2 separate regions of the Homo sapiens genome follow, and region 1 is linked to region 2. The links are chromatin loops, found by intact Hi-C in ENCODE. Cell type or tissue: PC-9. All regions are shown on one strand. Links, peaks and the distances in the headings refer to the core of each region. The heading gives the core; the rest is flanking DNA.

What was found. Peaks named below come from ENCODE experiments on the same cell type or tissue, not always from the same donor. Only the 100,000 strongest peaks of a DNase experiment are listed, where the experiment ranks them.
Region 1: it touches region 2 in a loop (5-fold over the local background); 2 of 110 quality-filtered maps call a loop at or near these places.

The regions. Positions count from the first base shown.
Region 1 is chr20:38,205,694-38,221,877 of GRCh38, reverse strand. It overlaps KIAA1755, which reads left to right. Exons shown (of 14, transcript NM_001029864.2): 11 at 2,110-2,248; 12 at 3,512-3,634; 13 at 4,404-4,625; 14 at 8,135-11,375. The coding sequence ends at 8,836. Among named protein-coding and RNA genes, the nearest start is that of KIAA1755, 47 kb to the left of the region's middle. RefSeq lists enhancers at 2,248-2,749, 3,164-4,363. In PC-9, for the core only: CTCF peaks have their summits at 6,602 and 6,803; a DNase peak (open chromatin) is centred at 4,027; H3K27ac peaks cover 531 bases.
Region 2 is chr20:38,139,835-38,147,834 of GRCh38, reverse strand. TGM2 (transglutaminase 2) reads left to right here. Exons shown (of 13, transcript NM_004613.4): 6 at 941-1,118; 7 at 5,636-5,771; 8 at 6,450-6,553. Among named protein-coding and RNA genes, the nearest start is that of TGM2, 21 kb to the left of the region's middle. RefSeq lists enhancers at 4,262-4,930, 4,931-5,600. In PC-9, for the core only: no CTCF peak of the experiment used is centred there; DNase peaks (open chromatin) are centred at 2,384, 3,474, 3,844 and 4,334; H3K27ac peaks cover 7,162 bases.

The DNA of each region.
Region 1 (16,184 bases), core at 2,184-10,183, 72 kb before region 2:
GACATTCCTGGAAAGTCCCAGCTTTCTTAAATTTAGGGGGTGGGGAAAAGTCAGTCATTAAATTGGTCAGTAATTGCAAGTATTTTCACCCTCTTAGAACACAGCTACTTATATTCAAAGTCAAGGGCTGGTATGCATGAGCTTTTAAGAACATTTTGTTTACAGAACCAAGACCTAAATAGCACTTTGTATGTGTCCAGCATTTTTCTCAGGGATTTACAAATACCAGCTCACTTAATTCACTCCGAGGTAGCTGCAGATATTATGCCTATTTTACAGTGGAGGAACCTGAGGCTCAGAGAAGGTAAGTGATTAGTCCAGGGTCACATAGCTGGGATGTGGTGGGGCCCGGACTTGAATCCAGGCAGTCTGGTCCCAGAATCTTGAACACACCACCCAGAGCTGCACTAGACTTGAGAGCAGGCTTACACAGATGGACGCACGGGCAGCACTGGTATGGGGTCATCTCCCTGCCCCTCAGTGCCTGGTGGGGGTTGGCACTGCCTTTCTCAGCCTCTTCCACCCTTACCTGCCCCACCAGCCCAGGCCCCTCCTGTCCATCCGAGGCCCCGCAGACCCGCAGCTACCAGCATCTCCAGCAGGGGTCACTGTGGTCCCACATGAGCTGCTGTGGGCGTTTGTTCTGCAGCGGGTCCCTGCAGCCCCTAGGCTGTCCCCGTCCCTCCGTCCCTCCCTCTCCAGGCAGGCAGAGATTTTCTATCCTATTCACGCACCCTGGGCCACACCTCTTCCCTGCAAGGGTGGCAACCCGTGGGGAGCTGCAGTCAGATGGGGAGGCTGAGGTAGAGCAAAGCACCCTCCAGGAAGTCAAAAGCTTTTCTTCCATCTTCTCTCTTCCATTTTCCCTCTGAAGGCAGAGGAGGGCAGAGCAGGGTTGGAGATTCCTCCCTTCACACAAATATCACCATGCCTGAAATCCCATCCACACTTCTTCCTTAGTGACTTGTGGCTTTGAGCATTTTTTAAAATTATGTGCAGAAACAGCCCTGGGTGGGGTTCCAACTCAGGTTGTCATCTGCAAGTCGATTCCCCTCCCTTGACCTCAGTTTTCCCATCTGTGAAATGGAGGCAGGGCCGGCAGGCATGTTGCAGCTACTTCCCACCATTGCAATAGAAATAGCACGGACCTGACAAACATCGTGCGCTGGGCACTGTGTTAAGTGTTTTGCACGCATGAGCGCTGGTTCTCTGCCCTGGCTGTCCCTGGAACCGCCTGAGGTGCTTTAGAAAGCATCAGTGTCTCAGCCGGGCGTGGTGGCTTATGCCTATAATGCCAGCACTTTTGGAGGCTGAGGCAGACAGATCACCTGAAGTCAGGAGTTCAAGACCAGCCTGGCCAATATGTGAAACCCTGTCTCTACTAAAAATACAAAAATTAGCCCGGCATGGTGGTGCGTGCCTGTAATCCCAGCTACCCAGGAGGCTGAGGCAGGAGAATCGTTGGAACCCAGGAGGCAGAGGTTGCAGTGAATGGAGATCGCGCCACTGCACTCTAGCCTGGGTGACCAGCCTGGGTGACAGAGTGAGACTCCGTCTCAAAAAAAAAAAAAAAAAAAAAAGGGAAACATCAGTGTGTTGGTTGCACTCAGAGTCTGACTTTGTTGGCCTGGGGCAGGGCACTAAGATTTGTTAAAGCTCCCAGGGCAGGTTATAATGTATAGCTAGAGTTGAGGGCCAGGGCGTTAGATCATTTAATCCTTACAACCATGCTATGAAGTGGGTTCTGTGATTATCTCCACCTCACAGAATAAAAAGCAGAGACATAGAAAGGTTGAGAAATTTGCACAGAGCCTCCTACTAGAAGGCAGCAGAGCTGGGCTTTGAACCCAGATCTGTCCGGCCAGCTTCATTCCCTTCTAGGGAAGGGGGAGGGTCAGTTCACTTCCTACTGTGTTCTCTTGTCCTCCCAGTCCCATGGAAGACCAAGGCTGAGGCCCTTGGTGAAGGGCCTGCCCACAGTCACACAGCAAGTTAGCTGGAAACCCAGGCTGGGGCCACAGAGATGGAGGGGCAGGCCTATGCGGGACAGAAGTACAGCAGGGTGAAGAGGGCAACAGAGGCCTTTTCTCACCTCCGCCCACCTCCCAGGAGCCATCTGGCTGCAGCCACTGCCTTGTACAGCCTTGTGGACGAGCAGCTTCATGTTCTGGTCACCGCTTCCAACAGCCTCCTGGGGAAGCTGGAGCTCCGTGTCCGCCTGGGCCGCCTGGAAGCTGCCATTCACCAGGTGAAAGGGGTGTCTGGCTTGGGGTGTGGGGGTTCTGCCTGGCCACATTCCACAGGAAAGCCCCGACTCTGGGCCCGTCCCTAGTCAGGTGCTTTGTTCTGGAGAAAGGACACCAAGCTGGCGATCCTTCAAAGGCCAGGCAGGCATCCTTGGGGCGTAGCACATGACCTGGTGCTCAATAAGTGCTCAGTGGGTGAAAACATAGCCCCAAGAGCTGCACTTATTGAGCGCCAACTCTGTGCCAAGCCCTGGGCCAGAGCCGTTGTGAACATCATTGCTTTCTGAACTCATGGGGAAGGTGCTAGGATTTCATCCACTGCACAGATGAGGAAACTGAGGCTGGGAGACATTATGTTACCTGCTTGTGGTTGCATATCTCGGGGTCTGATTCTGGAACCTGCACCTGGTGTGGCTTCATCTGACTGCCGGTGCCGAGAACCAACACATTCCTGTCAGCCTGGAGCTGTGGGGCACGGCACACTCCTGCATCAGACAGCCCTGGTTCATTCCTGGCTCCAGCACTTACTCGTGGTGTGGCCCTGGACAAGATGTTTAACTCTTCAGTGCTTCAGTATCTTCATTTGTTGAATGGGGGGTAATATCAGTACGTGCTACATTGGATCTGTGAAGATAAAGTGAGTGAATAGGCTCTTTAAGATGCCCCAGAATAAGAAAGGAACTTCCACTCGGGGTTGAGAGCCATTATATACCCTCTATCCCTCATTGAATCTTCATGTCTACCCCATTTTACCACTGAGTAAACTGAGGCCCAGAAAGGGGGAGTGGCTTACCATGTTCACATGGTGAGTTCCCAGCAGGCCCATGGACTTTCCTCTGCAGCCTGCAGCTTCTTCTCCAGCACTGTTTGCATGTGCACGCGCACACAAACACACACACACACCCGAACAGGGAGCTCATCACCCCTGAGGCCACCCCTTTTATGATCCGGCGTCTCTGAGTGGTTAGAGTAGCCTGAAGTTCACCACCCTGTGCCTTCATTCAGATAACTGTGCACTGAGGGCGTTGGCCAGGCCAGATGCCCTCCAGGGTCCCGCTTTGAAGAACATGACCACACACTCCCCCTCCCCAAGTCATTTCTTCCCACGCCCAGAATTGGGAGAATTTCAGTCCAAGCCAGTGGTCACAGGCCTAGCCACTGAATGAGTGAAGACAGAAGACCTCAGCCTGCAAGGAAGTGGGGGAGCTGGACAAGGGAGGTCTCCTAGCAGCCCCTCATGTCCAAATCTGCCTCTCCTGCCCCAGGTCAGCGACTGGATGGAGCAGGAAGGAAGGCGGTGCCTGCAATCACTGACCCCCAAGGATGGAAGTTTGGAGACAGTGGAGAAAGCCCACGCAGAATTTGAGAACTTCTTCCTCCAGGCTGCAGTGCGTTCCAGACAACAGAGGAGCAGGACTGGAGCAGATGGAGAGGGCGTTAGAGGGGGTGGCACTGCCAGGGCAAAGCTGTGGAGGTGGGAAAGAGCAAGAAAAGTTCCAGAGACAGTGAGGGAACCAGCTTGGATTGCAGAGTTCAGCTGAGATGTTATCTCCCCCAGAGATTCTTACCAGATGGCCAAGCCCAAAGAATATTCTGAATCCCCCAGAGGGTTTCTTAAAATGCAGTTTCCAGGGCCCCATCCTAGACCTAATAACTCAGCCTCACAGAGCCGGGGGTTGGAGGGCAGGGAAGCTGCATCAACGTGATGCGATGTGACAAGGCTCTGGACCACAGGGTGATTCAGCCCCGTATCAGCGCTCAGGAATTCTCAGGCCAGTGGGGAGCGGGGGCGGGGGCGGGGACAAACAGGGAAGCGCACAGTAAGGGAGAATGTGGGGACTCAGAGCAGGAGCCTTTGGAGTCAGAGAAGTTTTCCAGAAGGAACATCTAAGCAGAGCCCGGCTAGGCAAAGTGAACTGCCATGGCGAGGGCCTGGAGACTTCCAGAAGCGTGATAACTGCTCTTAATTGTTCAACCCTCACCAGGAGCTAAGCCCTGTGAGGTGGGTGCTATTAGGGTCCCCATTCTACAGATGAGGAAACTGAAGCTCAGGAAGTCTCCTGGCTCGCCAGCAAGGCAGCTGGAGGTTGCTGACCTCCGAGGGAGGCCCCAGCCAAGGTGGGTGCTGAGTGGGCGCCCCCTCCTCTCCCCTCTCAGGCCCAGTACCGCCGAGGCCTGGAGCTGTCCAAGCAGGCCGCTCAGCTGGGAGCTACAGCCAGAGGGGCTGGGGAGGCAGAACGTGCAGAGTTCCCAGAGCTGGCAGCCTTTGCCTCTACCCAGCGGGCCTTCCAGGCTGAGCTGACCCACTTTTACATGGCGGCCGAGCGGCAACGCACGGACCTCGAGACGCTGCTCCACCTGCACCGCTTCTGCAAGAGGGTGAGCCCCGCGGCCCACCTGCACAGATACCCCCCGATCCCCTGGCTGGGGCTATGGTGGGGACAGGGATACCTAGACACAGCCCCATGGCCTGACTGCATAGACACCGCCCCCATCCCTTGGATACCTAGACACAGCCCCCCCCCACCCACTTGCACAGACACCACCCCCATCCCCTGGCTGGGGGCACAGCAGGGACAGGGATACCCAGACACAGTCGGAGGCTCATCGTGATTCACTCCCCAAGTCTTGTAACAGGAAAAAAACAGAGGAAGGGGAAGAGCTGAGATTTGAACATAGATGTGTCTGTGGTACCCCGTGACATGCCTTATATGCTTCCCCAAAGAGAAGAGAAATGACGACAGATCCCTTCACCAAGCAGGCTTGACCATGGTGAGGATGAGGGGTTGTTGGGAGGGGAGTGCACATTTCTGAGTGTGTACACCATGCCAGACCTCCTGTGAGCACTTCACACACCTTACTTGACTTCATTCTTATCCATACCTCTTTGATGACAGGGAACCAATGTTGTTCCCATTTTACAGATGAGAAAACTGCCCAAAGAGGGCAGTGGTGAAGGATGATTTGATTTAGGAGCTGCCACCTGTCCTAAATTCATGTAGCCAAATCTCTCTTTAAAAAAAAATTATGGGAAAACTGAGGTCTGTGGGGACAAAGGAGCAGCCTGGGAGAGTGTGGTCCAGCTGGGACAGGGACCCCCATGGCTGGCCCAGACCCAGTGCCCTTGGCTGCCCCTTGCACTTGTCACCAAGGACAAAGCATGAGAAAGACCTGACCCCAGCCTCCCAGCTGTCAGGCCAGCCCCACGTGCAGGCCACAGCGATCACAGGCTGCTTCAGAGGGCAGCAGGAGGGACTCTGGTCAACTCACGCCTGGGGCCCTGGGAGGACAGGGCACTCTCTGTCTCCTTGGGACAGTGGGCAAGGGAGGCAGATGTTGGCAGTGGCAGCAAAGGGCTCCCCCAGTTCCAGCTGTGTACAGTTAAGAGCACGATACAGGCGGAATCCGAGCCTTGGAGTCTGGGGCTTCATGTCCTTGCGTGAGCTCTGTGACCTCAACCACAGTCTTCACTGCTCTAGGCCTCAGCTCTTTGCTAAGACCATAGTTAATGGCCGTGTAGTTCTTATGACAAGCCAGGCCCTGTTCTAGTCATTTCACGTATCATTTTATTGTCGCCCCGATCCTATGAGACAGGTACTACTATTATGCCCATTTCCACCTAAGGAAACAGAGAGGTCAGATAACTCACCCAGGGTCACACAGCTAACTGAGTGGGCAGAGATTCAAACCCAGACCATCTGGCTCTACTGCCAGCCTTACCAGCTAATGACAGATTTCAATGGAAGTAACCCCTGGCACAGGGCTTTGTTCAAATTCAGAATTGTTATTAACATCAATATTATTATTATCATTAAGAGGAGGAAGAAGAGGAGTAGTGCCTCCAGGGTTAAAGACATCTGGTAGCTTCTTTGCCTTGCCCACTGATTTCAGCCAATTTCAGCCCCACTGGCCTTCCCGGATCGATCAAACGTGCTCCAACTCTGAGGTCTTTGCACGTGCTGTTCCCTCAGCCTGGGAAGCTCTTCCCGTTGACCGGCTGGCTTCTTGTCTTTCTTCCGCTCTCAGCTCACACATCCCCTCTTTGCAGACACCCTTTCTGACTGCCCACTCTGGTTCTCTCTCGTCACCCTGTTTTGTCGCTTCTGGGTGCTCACTTTGACCTGAAGTTGTCCTGGTCCTTGTCACTCGCTTGTCTCTTGCATGGTGCCTGCGAGGCGAGCTCCCTGAGACAGGGACTGGGTTCGAGTTGGTCCTGGCTCTATCCATGGTGCCTGGCACGGGCTCGGCCCACAAGGTCTCAGGGAGGCTGTGCGGGGAGTCAGGATAGGCTGGAAGCCTGGGGATGGCCTGTGTGGAGGTGGCGTCTGTGCCAGGCCTAGAAGTCATACGGGGGAGGTAGCAACCCTGACTCTGAGTCCAACTCTCGCTGTTGGAACTGGGCTGGCCCTGTTTCCTCACTGGCCCTGAATTTCAATCCGTTCAATAAGGGGTTGGGCAAGATGATTTCTGAGGTGCTATCCATCTCTGTCCAGCTTAGCCTGGAAGGTCAAGTCCTGGACACACAGACAGATGATGGGACAGCCCAGCACCAGGCTCAGCCCCTGGTGGGGAGCGTGTGTGCAGCAGCTTTGGTCCTAAATAATAATAACACAATGGTGCCACTAACGGAGATTTATGGAGCTCTTTCCCGGCCATGAGCTCCGTGTGCTTGCACGAATATGAAGCCATTTATCTAAAGTCAAGTTCCCTTAATCCGTGGAAAGATGGTCTCTTCGGAGAAAATGGTTCTCCAATCCCTACAGCCTAACAGCTCGCTATCGGGTTCTAAATTAATGGAGAGAAAGATTATGTTTTTCACGAGCGGCTGGGAACGTGTTGGCTTCTTTGCAGTCTGCAGACGTTTTGTGGGGGAAGCGGGGACAGACAGAATCACAAAATGAGGCAGAGGCTCGGCTGGAGGGAGGGGGCCTGCGGGCCTGGTGTGGCTGACAGTCTCAAGGTGTGATGGTGAGGGCACACCCCTGCCTGGCCGGTTTCTCCTTCTGCCCATGAAGGTGCTTGGAGGACAGATCAGAGGTGGAATCCCAGCTCCTCCCTGACTTGCTATGTGACCTAGGGCAAGTGAGTTCACTTCTCTGAGCCTCAGTTTTCTTCTCTGTGAAATGGGCTGCTGGTGCAGTTCAGTGCAATCCTGCCTGAGACACACAGAACCTGGCAAACGGTCAGTGCTCAATAAGCATTAGGCAGACTCCTCCCTCACAGCACTCTCAAGGGTTAATACAACCATGGAGAGGAATTTCACCTCTCAAAAGGCTTTTCATGATCATCTAGTGCAACTTCCATTTTACAGAAGAAGAAACTGAGCCCCAGAGAGGGCTAAGTCCCTGCTGGCCCGTAGGTCTATTAGAAGGTGTCTGATGGGCTGGGCGCAGTGGGTCATGCCTATAATCCCAGCACTTTGGGAGGCTGCGGCGGGTGGATCACCTGAGGTCAGGAGTTCGAGACCAGCCTGACCAACAAGGTGAAACCCCGTCCTACTAAAAATACAAAAATTAGCTGGGCATGGCAGCAGGTGCCTATAGCCTCAGCTACTCGGGAGGCTGAGACAGGAGAATTGTTTGAACCTGGGAAGCAGAGCTTGCAGTGAGCCGAGATCACACCACTGCACTCTAGCCTGGGTGATGGAGCGAGACTCCATCTCAAAAAAAAAAAAAAGGTGTCTGATGATTCTAAGGGTGCTTGGGGGCTGTTTCCAGATGGCAGGTGTGTGCACCCCAGGGAAGAGAGGGAAACCAGGGTCATCATGGTCAGTGGAGAAGATCATGGCCAAGCTGAGCGGGGCCCTGGCATTGGGCACTTATTAATTCAGTCCTCCATGGTCCCACTTCCAGCCTGAGCCCCCACCTCCCTCTCTTCTTGTCCCCCAGATGACCTGGTTCCACATGGACTGTCAGGACCTGATGGCCCAGCTCAGGCTGGACAAGACCTCAAGGGTCAGTCCTGGGGACCAGCGCCGCCTCCACCGCTACCTGCAGCGACTGGCATCTGAGTTCCCTGCTGAGAAGCTCGCAGCCGTGGGGCTGCAGGTGGCCTCCCTGAGCCGGGCAGGCCTGGGCCAGGAGCTATGGGAGGAGGCCCGGATCAGGCATGAGGAGATCCGGATGCTCCTGGAGAAGGCACTGACCCACAGCTCTTGCCCAGAGGCTCCAGCTGCTCACTCAGCGCGCCCAGAACGAAGAGGGGTGGCAGCCAAGGGCCAGGGTGTGAGTGTAGAGGTCACTTCCAAGGGGAGGTGGGATCAGCCTCCACTAGACTCACTGGGCATGGACCATTTGCCAAAGTCCTATTGGCCTCCTGGGCCCCCCAGAGGGGAACAGAACAGAACTTTCCAGGCAGGCTCTCCACCCCAGGAAGCTGGCCAGGCTGCAGAGGCTGAAGACGGCAAAGGCTCCCACAAGCTGCCTGACCCTGCCCGCGAGCATTTGCTTGCCACCACCTTCTTCCGGCAGCAGCCCCCCAGGCAGAGCCAGGTCCCTCGCCTCACTGGGGGCAGCTTCTCCTCAGAGGGGACAGACTCACAGACATCCCTTGAGGACTCACCCCAGACAAGTCCCCTTGCCTCCCTCTAGCTGAGAGGCCCCTTCAGTCGCACCAGCCTCCAGGAGCACTGGGCCAGGGCCCAGCTGGAGGGGTAGCTGGGAGCTCTGGTCAGTCCCAGTGAGACGTCACCATGGAGCACTGGTTTTACATTCTGCCTCTGCTGGGAGGATGAGAACTGTCGACCTGCCCCTGGCTCCAGAAAACTCCTGGAAGACCCGATCTTCACCCATGCAGAATAGCAAGAGTGGGCGTCAGAACCAGGGCACAATAAATGGTGTGATTGGCTCCATCCCTCCAGGCTCTCATTGTGGAAAGACCTGTCGGCACAGACCCCTCCAGAGGTCTCGCTCGCAGGCAGGCAGACACCCACCTGCAGCTCAGGAACATACACAGCTCTCCCCTCGGGTACGAGGGCCAGTGTTGCCCTTAGGCAGAATCCTCGGGGAGATTCGGGAGTGCTTCCTTGTCTTGGATTCCAGGAAAATGGACCCTGAGATGAGGATTTAAGGATCAGTGTGTTTGGTGCTGATCCAGGAACCTCTGCTGGGGGAGTAGGAGGCGAATCTGCAAAGGGAATAAAGAGTATGTTGTCAAGCAAATTTTCTTTTTTTTAATTTTTAAAACTTCATTGTATTTTATGTTTAGAGATGGGGCCTCACTACATTGCCCAGGCTGGTCTCAAACTCCTGGGCTCAAGTGATCCTCTTGCCTTGGCCTGCCAAAGTGCTGGGATTGCCTTTTCCGCCCACCCCCCCCGACCCCACCAGAGACAGGGTCTCACTCTGGTGTCCAGGCTGGAGTGCAGTGGTGCAATCATAGCCTTAAATTCCTGGGTTCAACCAATCCTCCCACCTCAGCCTCCTAAGTAGCTGGGACTACAGTTATGCACCACCATGCTCAGCTTATTATTTATTTATTTTTTGTAGACATGGGGTCTTGCTATGTTGCCCAGGCAGGCTGATCTCAAGCTCAAGTGATCCTCTGGACTCAGCCTCCCAAAGTGCTGGGATTATACGTATGAGCCACTGTGCCCCACCCTCATACAAATTTCCATGTTGGCAACTGTAGCTGGATCTTTCTGGAGATCTCTGAAAGACAGCATGGAATCCTTGAACACCCCCTGAGGCGTGAGGCATCCAGAGCATTTATCTGCCAACCCTCAGGAGCTGGCACTCGTAGACAGCACGCACAGCCAGCTCCATTGGTCTTGGCAAAGAGAATTGCCTCCTGGAGCCAGAGGCCGGTTCCTGTGCTTAGAAAGGAAGGACATGTCTTCTGTGCTCCCTGTCTCACAAGGCCTCTTCAGCAGGCATGGGACCTTCATTCTCAAGTTCAAGGAACCCTGTGGAACCTTGTCCTTGTCCTCCAGAGAGAATCCTCTCCGCCTTAGAGGTCCCTCCTCTCTCTCACCTCCCCACCAAGCCTCCCTGAACTCAATGTCTTCTGTCCCCTTCCCTGCCCAACTTCCACTTCTCTATGCCCAGCCTCTGTGGCCCAGTACCATTGGGGTTCTGTGGGCAGCTGGGTCCTGGTGGTTGGGGACCGTGGGAAGGGGCCTATCTGTCGGATCTTAGATGGAGCATCCAGAAGCCCCACCCTTCATACTGGCCAGAGTGGCCCCTGCCAGCGCCTCTCTGGAGTGTCATTAAGCTGAAAGTGTTTGCCTTACCTCTGCAGTAGGATGCATTACTGAAGTGGCCTCTTGGTCACCTAGCTCTGAATTTTCCTGGCTCCAGAAAGAGGCTGTGGGGCACAGGTCCCCCACAATGAGGCTGTGAAGGGGAGAGAGGCAGGCCTGGGCCAGGCACAGGAGGACAACTAGGGCTTCTCAGGAGCTGTCTCAGCCAAGAGTCACACACTTGATACCTAAAATGGCTTCAGGAATCTTCCAAGACTGAAGACTTCCCCAGGTGTGGTCTAGGGCCTGCCTGCCTCAGAGCCATGAGCAGAGCCGGTCAAAAGGCTTCCTAGGGAATCCTACCCCAGACATTAAAATAGACTCTTGGTGCTGGCAGGTGGCTGGAATCTGCGTTTGTAGCCAAGTGCTCTTCCTGTGTGACTCAGCAAAGTGGGGGTGCATTTGGGGAACACCCGGGGCTGGGGCCTGAGTCCTCCACCCAAAGCCAGGTTTGATTCTTGCATTCCCCTCCCTGCCTTCCATCCAGACAGGCCCAAAGATGCAAGAGGCGTTGATCAGCCCATCTCCATCCATGCCTGTTGCCTCAGAGAGGGCCGACGGCTTTTAAAATGCTGTTGCCATAGCAACAGCATCCAGCCAGTGGGTACCACAGGCAGGGAGCCACAGAAACTGGGGTGCTGGGATGGAAACTGACTTGTGAGAGACCACAGCTACTGCTAGAAGGAAGGGGGGCAAAGCGGGCACAGGTAATCTAAGAATACTTGGGCGGGAGGAGTCCCCAAGGTTACCTTGTGCATCCCTCTGTCCCCAGAAAGAACTGTACCCCAACAATCTCTCCCCTCACTGCATCCCCTGGGGAAGAAGGGAATGCAGAAATGAAATGTCATAATGAGTAACAATGTATAAAAATATCGAATAATAACAGCTAACATTTCTTTTGCATTTTCTTTGTGCCTAGCTTTGAGCTAAATCCTCTAAAAGCTTTACAGGGCTTGTTGAATTTTTTTTACAACATTATGAGGACTGATTCCACCCTATTTTACTGAGGACAAAGCTGAAACTCAGAGAGATTTGGAGGTACCTTGCCCAGTGCCACAGTGAGGGGCAGAGCTGGACTTGATCTGGGCCTAGTTTATTGACTTTGCCCAAATATGCCCACAGTAGGGGCATGGCATGGCATGGCCTCCCCCAGAGATTCCCTGCGAGTGATGACATAGCTTTGAATCAGCAAAGCCTCAGCCCCTGAGAGACTGCTCTGAGGAGGCAGAGGCCACAGTGCCCCTCCATGGGATTTTTAAACAAAGTTTGAAGCCTGCTGTGGTGGAAGAAGATGGGCTTTCAAGGAACCCCAAGTCAGCCAGTGATGTGACTGTCAACATCCCACTGTGATGGGAACACTTTTTTCAAGCTCAAGGGGCTGGTAGGCAAGAGACAGAAAGAGAAGCACAGCCTGGAAGTCAGGCACTTCAGGTGCCACTCTGCCCTGTTGCTGATGGCCTGGTCACCCGAGGCAGGTTGCTTCCTCTCTCTGGTGCTCAGTTTACCCCATCTTTCCAATGGAGGCGTTGGATGGATGAGGATCTTTCTCATCTTGGAGAGCCCTGCTTTTGAATCCAGGCTTAACAGCCTAGTGCCTCTGAGTAGATAGGTGCTCCTCAGTTTTTCCATCTGTCCACTGGATTTGCCAAGCCTGCTGGGTCAGGAAAATAAGATCTCTGGATCCTTGTGTTCCACACCAAGACTTCTTCCTTTCCAGAGGAGTAGCCATCTTGTGAAGGAACAAAGCTTTGAAAAGACTTTTCACTGCTGGGCAGTGATGTGGGGCAGACATAGGACTGAGCCCCAATAGAAGTCTAGGCACTTTACAGTTCGCAAAGCACTTTTTGTCCATCTATTTCCCATCTGATATTTACTACAACCCTTTGGGTCACAGAAGTCATACTCTGAGATGGCCCCATTTTACAGATGGGAAGACTAAAGCCTGGAGAGGGGCAATGACTTGCCCAAGGTCACACAGCCAGGAAAGGGGCCAAGAAGGGGAAAGCACAGGGTCTGGGCCTGGTTCTGGATCAATGCCAAACCCAGGATTGTGGATGAGCGTGTGTTTTGTCAGCCACTTTGAGGTAGGCCCCTCACACCCTTGTGACACAGACAGGGTGGCTGTCACACCCACTTTAGACCCAGACAGGGTGGCTGGCTGGGGTCAGAATACAGTCTGACCTCATAAAGCAGAGATGTCCTGTTCTCCAGGGGCTGTGAATTGGCCTCCAGCCCAGGACAAATTTGCCTCGTCTCAAACCCCAGCTGAAAATAGCTCTCTGAGGCCAGAGCCAGAGAGTCCCCTGTAGGGTAAGTGCTCTGGATAGGCGGCAGGACTCTGGGGGTCCCATTGCCCTCTGCCTGGGGCATGCTGGGGAACTCTGGGTAGTCAGGTACTTCCTTAGGACCTCCTTTCCCCATCTGTGAAATGGAGGGATTAGGTCAGACCAGGAAGGAAAACTGGTGGTGTTTTGCATGTGGAATCTCTGACCTGCCCTTCCAGTCCTGCTTCCCTCTCTGTGCACTGACCATCCATCCAGGTACCCAGGCTGGAAACTTGCAAGTTGTCCTCAAACCTCCCCTTAACCCCTAAATCCACTCTCCTGATCTCTCTGTTATCTTCTACTTCTCTCTCCCTCCATCGTCCTCACCCTCATCCCAGCCTCCATCCTCTAGCCCCAGACAACTATAACAGGGTCCGCAGTGGTCTTCCTGCAGTCACTTGGATCCCCTTCATCTGTTCTCCACCCAGAAACTAGAGGGGTATTTCAAAATGTAATATAATGTCAGCCCCGCTTAACCCTGAACAGTAGCACCTCATAGCTCTCCAGATAGAAAATCCAACCTTTCTGTGATCTACAAAGCCTGTGTTGTCAGCCTCTGCCCTCCACTTCAGCCTCATCTCAATCTCCATGTCTTCTGAGTTCCAGAAGCACTAACTTGTTTTCATTTCCTCAGCCATTCCAAGCTTTTTCTGGGGTCAGGTTCCCCAGAAGTGGACCTAGGGGTGAGGATTCAGGTACAGGTGATTCATTGAAGAGGTGATCACAAGAGAAACCAGAAAGGCAAGCAGAACAGGGAAGGGAGGGAAGCCAAGGTGCAATTTCAGACCAAGTCCCTGCCTCTGCCTGACTGCGTGGGGGAACTCTGGAGGACATTTTACACCTCCAAGGCACTTCAGGCTTTCTGCAGAATCATGTGGCACAAAGCAGAGTCTGGTAGCTCCAGGGCAGACCTTGGAAGAGAGTTGCAAGTGTGGGCCCATAAAAGATAATATTCTGTATCAATAATATGTAAAAAGCTCTCACAGCTAAATACTACTATTAATAATAGTAAATTTTAAACTGGACAAAGGACCTGAATAGGCTTTTCTCCAAAGAAGATGTACAGATGGCCAATAAGCACATGACAAGATATTCAACATTACTGGCCATCAGGGAAATGCAAATCAAAACCACAAGGAGATATTGTTTCACATCCACAAAGATGGCTATAATAAAAAGACGTATAACAAGTGTTGGTGAAGATGTGGAGAAATCAGAACTCTCATACACTGCTGGTGGCAATGTAAAATGGTGCAACTACTTTGGCAAGCAGTTTGCCGGTTCCTCAAACTGTGAAACATCAAGTTATCATATGACCAAACAATTCCATTACTAGGTCAATACCCAAGAGAAATGAAAACATATCCACACAAAAATTTATACATGAATGCTTATTGAGAATTATTTCTGATAGTCAAAAAGTAGAAGCAACCCAAATGTTGATTAGCTGTTGAATGGATTTTTTAAAAACGGATTTTAAAAATATACACATAATGAAATATTATTTAGCCATTAAAAAGGAATGAAGTCACTTCCTAACATTTTACGAAGCCACTCTTATCCTGATATCAAAGCCAAATGTGGACATCACAAAGAAAATTACTAAACTTATGAATATACCTCATGAATATAAATGCAAAAATCCTCAACAAAATGCTAGCAAACCAAACATGACAGCATCTTAAAAGGATTATACAGCATGACCAAGTGGGATTTATTCTCGAAGTGCAAAGATAGCTAAACATAAGAAAATCAATCAGTGTAATATGCCAAATTAATGGAATAAAGGAAATTAAACCACACGACCATCTTAATCAATGCAGAAAAGGCATTTGACAAAACCCAATAGCTTTTCATGATAAAAACACTCAGAAAAATAGGAATAAAAGTGAACATACTCAACATGATAAAAGGCATTTATGAAAAACCCACAACCAACATCAAATTCAATGGTGAAAGACTAAAAGCTTTCTCTCTGAGGTCAGGAGAAAGACAAGAATGCCCACTTGCAGCACTGCTATTCAGTATTTTACTGTAAGTTCTAGCCAGCGCAGTTAGACAAGAAAAAGGGGAAAAAGGCATCCAACTGGAAAAGCAGAAGTAAAACTATTTATATATTTAAAAGATCAGATCTCATTATTTTATATCTCAAAAATCCCAAAGAATCCACACGAAAGCTACTACAGCTAATAAATTCAGCGAAATTTCAAGTTAGAAGATCAACACACAAAAATCAGCTGTGTTTTTATATACCAGCAACAAACAATTCAAAAAGGAAATTAAGAAAGCAATTTCATTTACAACAGCACTAGAAGAATAAAATACCCAGTACTAAATTTAACCAAGGAGATGAAAGATTTATACACGGAAACCTACAAAACATTACTGAAAGAAATTAAAGAAGACCTAAATAAATGGAAAGACACACTATATTCATGGATAGGATTGTTAAGACGTCAATACCACCCAAAGCAATATATAGGTTCAATGTAATCCTATCAAAATTCCAACTGCTTTTTTGTCCAGAAATAAAAAGCCACTTCTCAAATTTAAAACAGATTGCAATAGGCCCCAAATGGCCAAAACATCTTGGAAAGAAGGCCAAAGTTGGAGGACCCAGAGTTTTCAATTTCAAAACTTACTGCAAAGGTATAGTAATCAAAACAGTGTGGTACTTCCATAAAGATAAATGTATGGACAAAGGAATAGAATTTTGAATCCCAAAATAATCCCATGCATCTATGGCCAATGATTTTTGACAAGGGTCCCAAGTCCATTCAATGGAGAAAGAATAGTCTCTTCAACAAATTATGCTGAGACAATTGGATTTCCAAACATAAAAGAATAAAGTTGGACCCCTGCTTCACACCATATTAAAAAATTTACTAAAAATAGATCAACAACCTAAATATAAGAGCTAAAACTATAAAACTCACAGAAAAAGCCAGGTGCATTGGCTCACGCCTGTAATCCCAGCACTTTGGGAGGCCAAGGCAGGTGGATCACGAGGTCAGGAGATCGAGATCATCCTGGCTAACACGGCGAAACCCAATCTCTACTAAAAATACAAAACAAAACAAAACAAAAAAAATAGATGGCCGTGGTGGCGGGTGCCTGTAGTCCCAGCTACTCGGGAGGCTGAGGCAAGAGAATGGAATGAACCTGGGAGGCGGAGCTTGCAGTGAGCCGAGATCCCGCCACTGCACTCCAGCCTGGGCAACAGAGCGAGACTCCATCTCAAAACAACAACAACAACAACAAAAATCATAGAAAAAAAGTAGGGGTAAATCTTAATGAGCTTGGATTTGCCAATAGATACTTCTCAGATATGACACCAAAAATACAATCAACGTAAATAAAAATGGATAAATTAGA
Region 2 (8,000 bases), core at 1-8,000:
AGACCTTATATTGGAAAGATAAGATTTGCACAGATGAGGGTGATGCTATGGGGTCCCCCAGAGCAATTAATTTATTCATTTCTTCAGTAAATATTTATCAAGTACCACTTATGTCCTAAGCACTGGGGAGACAGCTGTGTGCAAGTCCTGTGTGATCTCTAGCTTTATGGAGACTGTGTTATAGAGGGGAGGGGAGGGGAGGGGAGACAGACACTAACCAAACTACCATATGAACGAGCAGGCAGTTCACATGGTTCATAAATGATGGTGCACGCTCTGAAGGAACCCGAGGTGTGAGAGCGTTGGACTGCAGGGCCAGGCTCAGGGAGGGGCTGAGGGGCTCCCTAAGGTGGTACCCAGGAGAAGGGCATTCCAGGCAGAGGGCACAGCTGTGCAAAGGCCCTGAGAAGGGAGCGACTTTGGCAGGTTTGAGGAAGGAAGAGAGGCCAGTGTGCCTGGAGTGGAGTGAGCAGGGCCCGTGGGTGCAGAGGAAGCTGCAGAGGTGGGCAGGGGTGAGACCAGAAGGGCCTCTTGGATCATGGTCAGGAGGCTGATTTTATTCTCGAGGTAATGGGAGTTTAGGGGGAACGACACAATCTGGGGTGGGGGGCCCAAGCGGGTCTTTGTAAAACTTAGATCACACCATGTCACTCCCGAGCAATCCTGTGTTCATAGGACAGAGTCACATCCCCAGTATCGCGTTCAAGTCCTTGACCCTGCCCCACCTCCTTCTTCCCCATCTCCCTCCTGTCCCCCGGCTCCAGCCCCCACCATCTGCCGCACACCAGTCTGTCACACGATGGCCCCTTTGCACCTGCTCTTTCCTCACCCTGGAGCTCCCCTCCCCAGCTTTCACCCCCTGCTGTACTCAGGCTCACCCAGGCGGCACAGCCGACACCCCATCCCAGGCTCAGTCCCCGTGCTGCCCCACTGGTTGCAGGTCAACTGCAACGATGACCAGGGTGTGCTGCTGGGACGCTGGGACAACAACTACGGGGACGGCGTCAGCCCCATGTCCTGGATCGGCAGCGTGGACATCCTGCGGCGCTGGAAGAACCACGGCTGCCAGCGCGTCAAGTATGGCCAGTGCTGGGTCTTCGCCGCCGTGGCCTGCACAGGTGAGCTGCACGCTGGGATGTGGGTCATGAGCCCTGGGAGGGGGCACGAAGAGCACTGGAGTAGGAATCAGGACATCCCTGCCCTGGTCCTGCCCCCTGCCACCAACACTCTCAATGCGCTATGTGGCCTAGAGCCTGTGACCACCCTCTCCGGTCCTTTATCCAATAGCCATCCCTCCAGTGGTTGTTAGGATCAAGGGCTATCATTGGAGAGACTGCATGGGCTCAGGGCTGAGAACTTGGGCACTGGAGCCCACGTTCTCAAAAACTCAGGATTTTTAACTTGAGTTAAAAACCCCCTCCCTCCCACCACTTGCTCTGTGACCTTGAGCAAATGACTTCTTTCTGAACCTCAGTTTCCTCGTCTGGAAAATGGGGACAACATCAAGACCTTCCTCCTAGAGTGGGTGTGACATGAAGCTACTCAGCACAGAACCTAGCCCAGTGTCACTCTCGGCAAATATTAGCCAGTAATAACTGGATCCTAACAGTAATATCAGTGTCAAGAAAGAAAGCATGTTCTAAAATGTAGAGGGGGAATATCGAGCAATTTAAAACCAAAAAAGTAAAATAAATCTAAAACAAAAATCTTCAAAATTTAAGGCCAGAAAATGTCGATGATTGTTGCCAGGCTGATGATGGTGCTTATGAGAATGGGTTAGCATCACATGCTGGCTAAGAACGTAGACTCAAGACATGAGGATTGCTTGAGGCCGGGAGTTTGAGACCAGCCTGGGCAATATAGTGAGACCTTGTCTCTACAAAAAAATAAAATAAAATAAAAATTAGCAGGCATGGTTGTGTGTCTGGAGTCTTGGCTACTCAGAAGGCTGAGGCAGGAAGATCGCTTGACCCCTGGAGGTTGGCTGCAATGAGCTATGATTGCACCATTGCACTCCAGCCTGGGCAACGGAGCAAGATCCTCTCTCAAAAAAAAAAAAAAAAAAAAAAAAAGAGAGAGAGCACAAATTCTGAAGTCAAGGCCTGGGTTCAAATCCTAGCTCTGCTTCTTACCAGCTGTGTGTCCTTAGGTAAATCACTTAACTCCTCTGAACCACAGTTCCATTGTATGTAAAATGGGCACAACGGTAGTACCTTTATACTGGGATGGTTGTGAGGATTAAATGAGTTAATATGTGTGAGGTAGCTGAGCGTGGTGGTGGTGCACCTGTAGTCTTAGCTGTTTGGGAGGCTGAGGCAGGGGGATCACTTGAGCCCAGGAGGTCGAGGCTGCGGTGAGTCATGATTGCACCACTGTACTCCAGCCTGGGTGACAGAGCGAGACCTCATCTCTAAATAAATAAATGAATGTGGGAAGTGCTTAAAATGATTTTGGGTGCATAATAGAAAATACTTATGTGATGATACTATTTATTGTCACGACTATTATTATTACCAGGCTCAATCTAAAAGGCTGGTCTGGGGCTTCCAGCTTTTCTGATTCCAAAACCAGTGCTAAGGCCCAGGAAAGGGTGCCTGGCAGGGCCCCCAGCACATCCTCCACACCAGCAGGCTGGGTCAGGGCAGCCTAACCTAGGTTCTCAGCTCGGCTGTCCTTGCCTTCTGACTCCTGCCTCTCTGCCTGGGACTGCCTGTTCCCCGTGACCTCTGAATTCCTTTTTCTTGTGGAAACTCCTTCATGCCAGACACTTCCCTCTGAGAGCCCTAAAACACCTCTTTTCAAAGAAGCCCATGGGTTTTCCTGGAAAAACCCCGAAATCCAAGACCTGGATCCCCAGGCTCACCGGCAGAAACCCTGGTCATCCTGGTCACCCTGGGCTGTGGCCGCCTGAAGATTGAGCAGCAGATCCTGCCCCTCAGCTGCCCACTGCAGGGCTGTGTTCTGGTCCCCGCAGCCTCTTCCCAGGCTGTGTAGGATGGAGCCAGGGAAAACTTGGCCAAGAAAAGGGCTGTCTGACCACTGTGGCCGTGGAGTTCACGTGGGGAGCCAATGGTGAATTGGCCCATGAACTCTGGAGCTGGACTGCCTGGGTTTGAATCCAGCTCTGCCACTAACCCCTGGGTGGACTTGGGCAAGAGAATTGATGCCTCCAAGCCTCAATTTCCTCATCTATAAAATGGAGACAATGGTGACTGATCTCATTCATAGGAAGCTCTTAATACCAGGGAGAGATCACTTAGCACAGTCTCTGGCTCCGGTTAGGCTTGGGTTTGGGGATTTCCAGGGGAGCCTGGCATTCCAGCTTTCTTAGCCGGATCCCTCACTGTACTTCCTCAATGTCCATGAATCAGCCAGCACTGATGGACGACGTTTGCCGTAACGGGCACCATGACACACTGTGCTGTTCCCGAGCACCCCCTCAATGCTTGCTCTGGGAATGGGCAGACAAGGCTGTGCCCACACCCGCGGCCTCTCTCTGAATCACCACAAATCCCCACAAGCTGCTATTATTAGCTTGTCTTACTGAGGAGGAAATGGAGGCTCAGAGAGGGGAGTGGCTTGCCCAAGGTCATACAGCTGGTGAGCAGCAGGGTCAGTCTCTGATCCAGGTGTGCACGGTGCTGGGGCAGCCTCCTGTTAGACTGATGAGGAGGCCTCCCGGGACACCACCCCTGGGGCAAGAGTGGCACTTGGCTCCCTGGAAAGCAGAGACAGACCTCCCCCGTCCTCCGGTCTGTCCTCAGGCCCACTGCATGGTGGGATAAGACCTGTGGTTAGGACACCAGCCTTCACTGAGGGCAGCCTTAGGGCTGAGCCCTGCCCAGGCCTCAGGGGGACAGAAACCAGGCAAGAGGGGGAGGTCATAGCTGTTCCTTCCTCCTTCCTCGAAGCTCCTACAAATCTCCTGGCAGGAATCCAGGGCCAACCAGTAAGCTCTTACCCTGGCCTATCGATGGTGGCCCCAGGGCAAAGGTCGCATCCCTTCTCCCCCACTCCCAAACTCAACTTCAATCAAAACTAAAAGTAAAACAAAAGTCCCACAGATTACCTTATTACGCCTAATCTTGTTTCTCTTCATTTTTTAGATATTTTTTTCTGGGAATCTGTTACTTTTACAATACACATAAAAAGCACATTTTTAAAATGAGAGAGTAAAAGCACCCATAATTCCGTCTGCCAGGAGCACCCAGTGGGCCGTGTGGGTGAGATCCACACCGGGATTTTCCTCCCTCCCCTGTGCTCCTCGCCTCTCTGAGCTGAGCTCAGCTTGCAGATGCCAGTCAATGTCCTGTTGCTGTTTAACCTGTCATTGCAACATCAGCCCCTTTCCCAGCAAACAGGGCGTTGGCAGGTATGCAGGGCCCTCCCTCCGGACAAGTCTGAGGACCCTGATCTGTGCTGCGACCTATTTATAGGGCCACGTGCATCCGTGTTCTTGTACATTGGGAATGATGATGAGTCCTCAGTGGCATCACTAATGCACAAAGAGATGGAACCAAGGCCCAGAGACATGAAGGGACTGGTCCCAGGTCACACAGCTGAAAGCAGCTGGGTCTCCCGACCTCTGTGCCCTCCTCTGCCTGTTCTGCTGTTTGAGTCTTTAAGTCCCTATCTTGGGGAGAGTCAGTCATTCAATCACTCCTTCCCTCCCTCCCTCTTTCCTCTCCTCTCTCCTTCCTCCACTCCTTCATCCCATTTGACAAAATAGTCAATGACAGGCCTGTGCTGGGCTCCAGGATCTAACATAAGACAGATCCCTCACTGGCCTTGGAGGACTAATTAAAGAATCCCTCACATGCCTGTACACTGGAAGGATGAAGGATCTCCAGCCGTGCTATGAATGCAAATGATGGGGCAACCTGAACCTGGCAGGCAGCCTTCCAGGCAGAGGGAATTGCAGACACCGATGCCTTGAAGCTGGCAGAGGCAGAGCATGCTGGAGGCCAGTGTGGAGGAGCACAGCGTGCGAGGAGGGGTTCAGGGGCCAGACCCTGCAGGGCCAAGGGCCATGGCCAGGGCACTGGCCTTGACCTCAAGGGCCATGGGGAACCAAGGACAATTGATCACAGGAGTGGTGACATCAGATTTGTACTTTATTTCATTTTGAGATGGAGTCTCACTCTGTCGCCCAGGCTGGAGTGCAGTGGTGCAATCTTGGCTCACCACAACCTCCGCCTCCCAGGTTCAAGCAATTCTCCTGCCTCAGCCTCCTCCTGAGTAGCTGGGATTACAGGCGTGCACCACCATGCCTGGCTAATTTTTGTATTTTTAGTAGAGACGGGGTTTCACCATATTGGCCAGGCTGGTCTCAAACTCTTGACCTCAGGCCCCCCTCGGCCTCTCAAAGTGCTGGGATTATAGGCGTGAGCCACCACGCCTGGCCGGGGTTTGTATTTTAGAGTCTCCTTCTGGCAACTGTGATGTGAGGGGCATAGAATGGACATGGGGTGACCAGAGAGGTGGGCGCCATTGTCCCGGCAGGAAGGGCTGGCTCATGTTCTCAGCACTTGGACAGCAGGTACAGTGTTCCCTGGAATGCAGATGGGCAGGTGGAGGCCCAGAGCAGGGCGGATGTCTCCAGGACCTCACCCCGCTTTCCACTCCTCTCCAACAGTGCTGAGGTGCCTGGGCATCCCTACCCGCGTCGTGACCAACTACAACTCGGCCCATGACCAGAACAGCAACCTTCTCATCGAGTACTTCCGCAATGAGTTTGGGGAGATCCAGGGTGACAAGAGCGAGATGATCTGGTGAGGTGGGGGCCAGGGTGGGATCGGAGCCCAGTAGGGAGGGCCCCATGGAGAGGAAACCTTGGAGGGCTTCTTGGAGGAGGTCACATTTGAATTGGGCCTTAAAAGTTCAGCAGTATTTGAGCAGGCTTGGGGAAGGCCTAGAGGGAAAGTCAACCACATACATGATGGGGCCTCAGGAAGAATCATGCTGCAAATGTTGTCGGGAGTCTGGAATGCCACATTAGGGGGCCCAGGCTTGATTCCAAAAGCAATAGGTTGTCACTCAAGGATTCAGAGTGGGAGAGGGCGGGGCTGACAACTGCCAGGAGGGCTAGAGGGGAAGAGATGGGCGGGGGGCTGGGGCGTGGTCCAGGTGGGGAGTGATAAGCCCTGAACGGACAGAAAAGAAGGGATGGAGCCAAGAAATTAGGAGGTCAAAGGGGCCACTGAGAGGGGCAAGGAGGGGAGAGGAGTTGAGAAGGGCTCTGAGGTGTAGGAGTGGGCGCCTTGGCTAGAGAGGGTGCTGTGAGATGGGCCCCCGTGGGGGGAAGAACAAGGCAGTGGGGAGACACCCTGGGCTCAGTTTGGGACGAGGCGAGCTTGCATCTGGGGACATGAATGCATGGTCTGCCCGTGGGAGGTGGCGATGAATGTTGCTCATGTTCTGCTTCATTCCCGCCCCCCTATCCCCCTCAGGAACTTCCACTGCTGGGTGGAGTCGTGGATGACCAGGCCGGACCTGCAGCCGGGGTACGAGGGCTGGCAGGCCCTGGACCCAACGCCCCAGGAGAAGAGCGAAGGTGCGTGGGCGGGCACTGTCGCGTCAAACAGATGGGGAAGACGAGGCTTGGAGAGTTAAAGTGACTCAGCTGGAGGGCGGCAGAACTAGGAGCTCACCCGGAGACCACTGATGGGTCCACAGAAGGGTGGGGGACCTCACTTACATCTTAATAACACACTTCTTGATAAATCTCAAAAATAATTCACGTGCATTGCGGAAAGCAGGAAATACAGAGAAGCTCAAAGAAAAAAATCAAATAGCATCTTTGTCTCCTCCCTCTAAAATAAGCAGCATTAACATTCACACGAGCTTCCACTGATTTCAAATCGTGTATTTGTATGCGGGTGTATATGTGTGTGTTTATATATGTATGTATATAAACACACATATATATATGTAGTACCTGTGTGTTTGAAAGAGAGAGTACACTAAGGCACAATTTTGTGATGCATATGGACACTTTCTAGGAATATTTTTAAATGTATAAAATATAATACATAGCGTTACAAAGAAAACCAATTACATTAAAATACAGTTGTCACAAGTTTTAAAAAATGAATTTATGATATAATAACATATGCTTCTTTATAGAACAAGATCTAGCGGTAGAGTCAGTAAGTTCCATAATATAGTTGTAGAGATAATTTATGAGCATAAATTAATTTCCTGCCATCTGGGACAGCTGTAAGGTTGTAATGACCACGCCTGTGGTTCTTATGAGTGACAAGTCCTAAGTGCTCCTCAGGCTGCTATGGTCATTTCCTGCTTTTGCAATTGAAGAAAGTGCTATGGTGAAAACAAAGATACCCTTTTTTCCCCATCATAGGGTTCATAGACCCCTGAATTCTGTTGGTAGTGCCTTGGGGGGATCCGTGGGCCCTGGTTTAAGACCTCCAGCGGCATGGAACATTTTTTCCCAGCTCTGTCCACTTCTGGATAAAGCATTGGCATTTCTCCAGCAGATAGTTTTCTGTGATTTGAATTTTTATTTAATGTGACCGTGGTCCATCACATGGATGTGCTAGACTGTATCTATCCAGCCTCTAGTCCTCAGCATTGGAAGTCTGCGGACAGTGTGGGGCGGTTATCAACCACACTTACGTAAACATCAGGCACCCGTATTCACTTGGAGAACACACACGCCCTGGGGCTGGCCCCATGCGGGGCACTGAGCTCCACTCTCAGTATGAGCAGGAAACGAGACAGATGTCCTCCTTGCTAACATGTTGCCTGTCCTTGGCTCCATAATTTCCTCAGGATGTCTGGGATACATTTCCATTTTATTTATCAAATACTTGCATAGCATTTAGTATAGGCTATGAGCTTTACATCTATAATTCAGGAATGCTCATTAGGTGGTCCAGATCTTATCTCCACATGAAACTGCCGCTTCGAGAAGTTAGTGACTGGCCCAAAGTCACCAGCTAATAACAGGCTGAGCTGGGATTTGAACCTTAAAAGTTGTG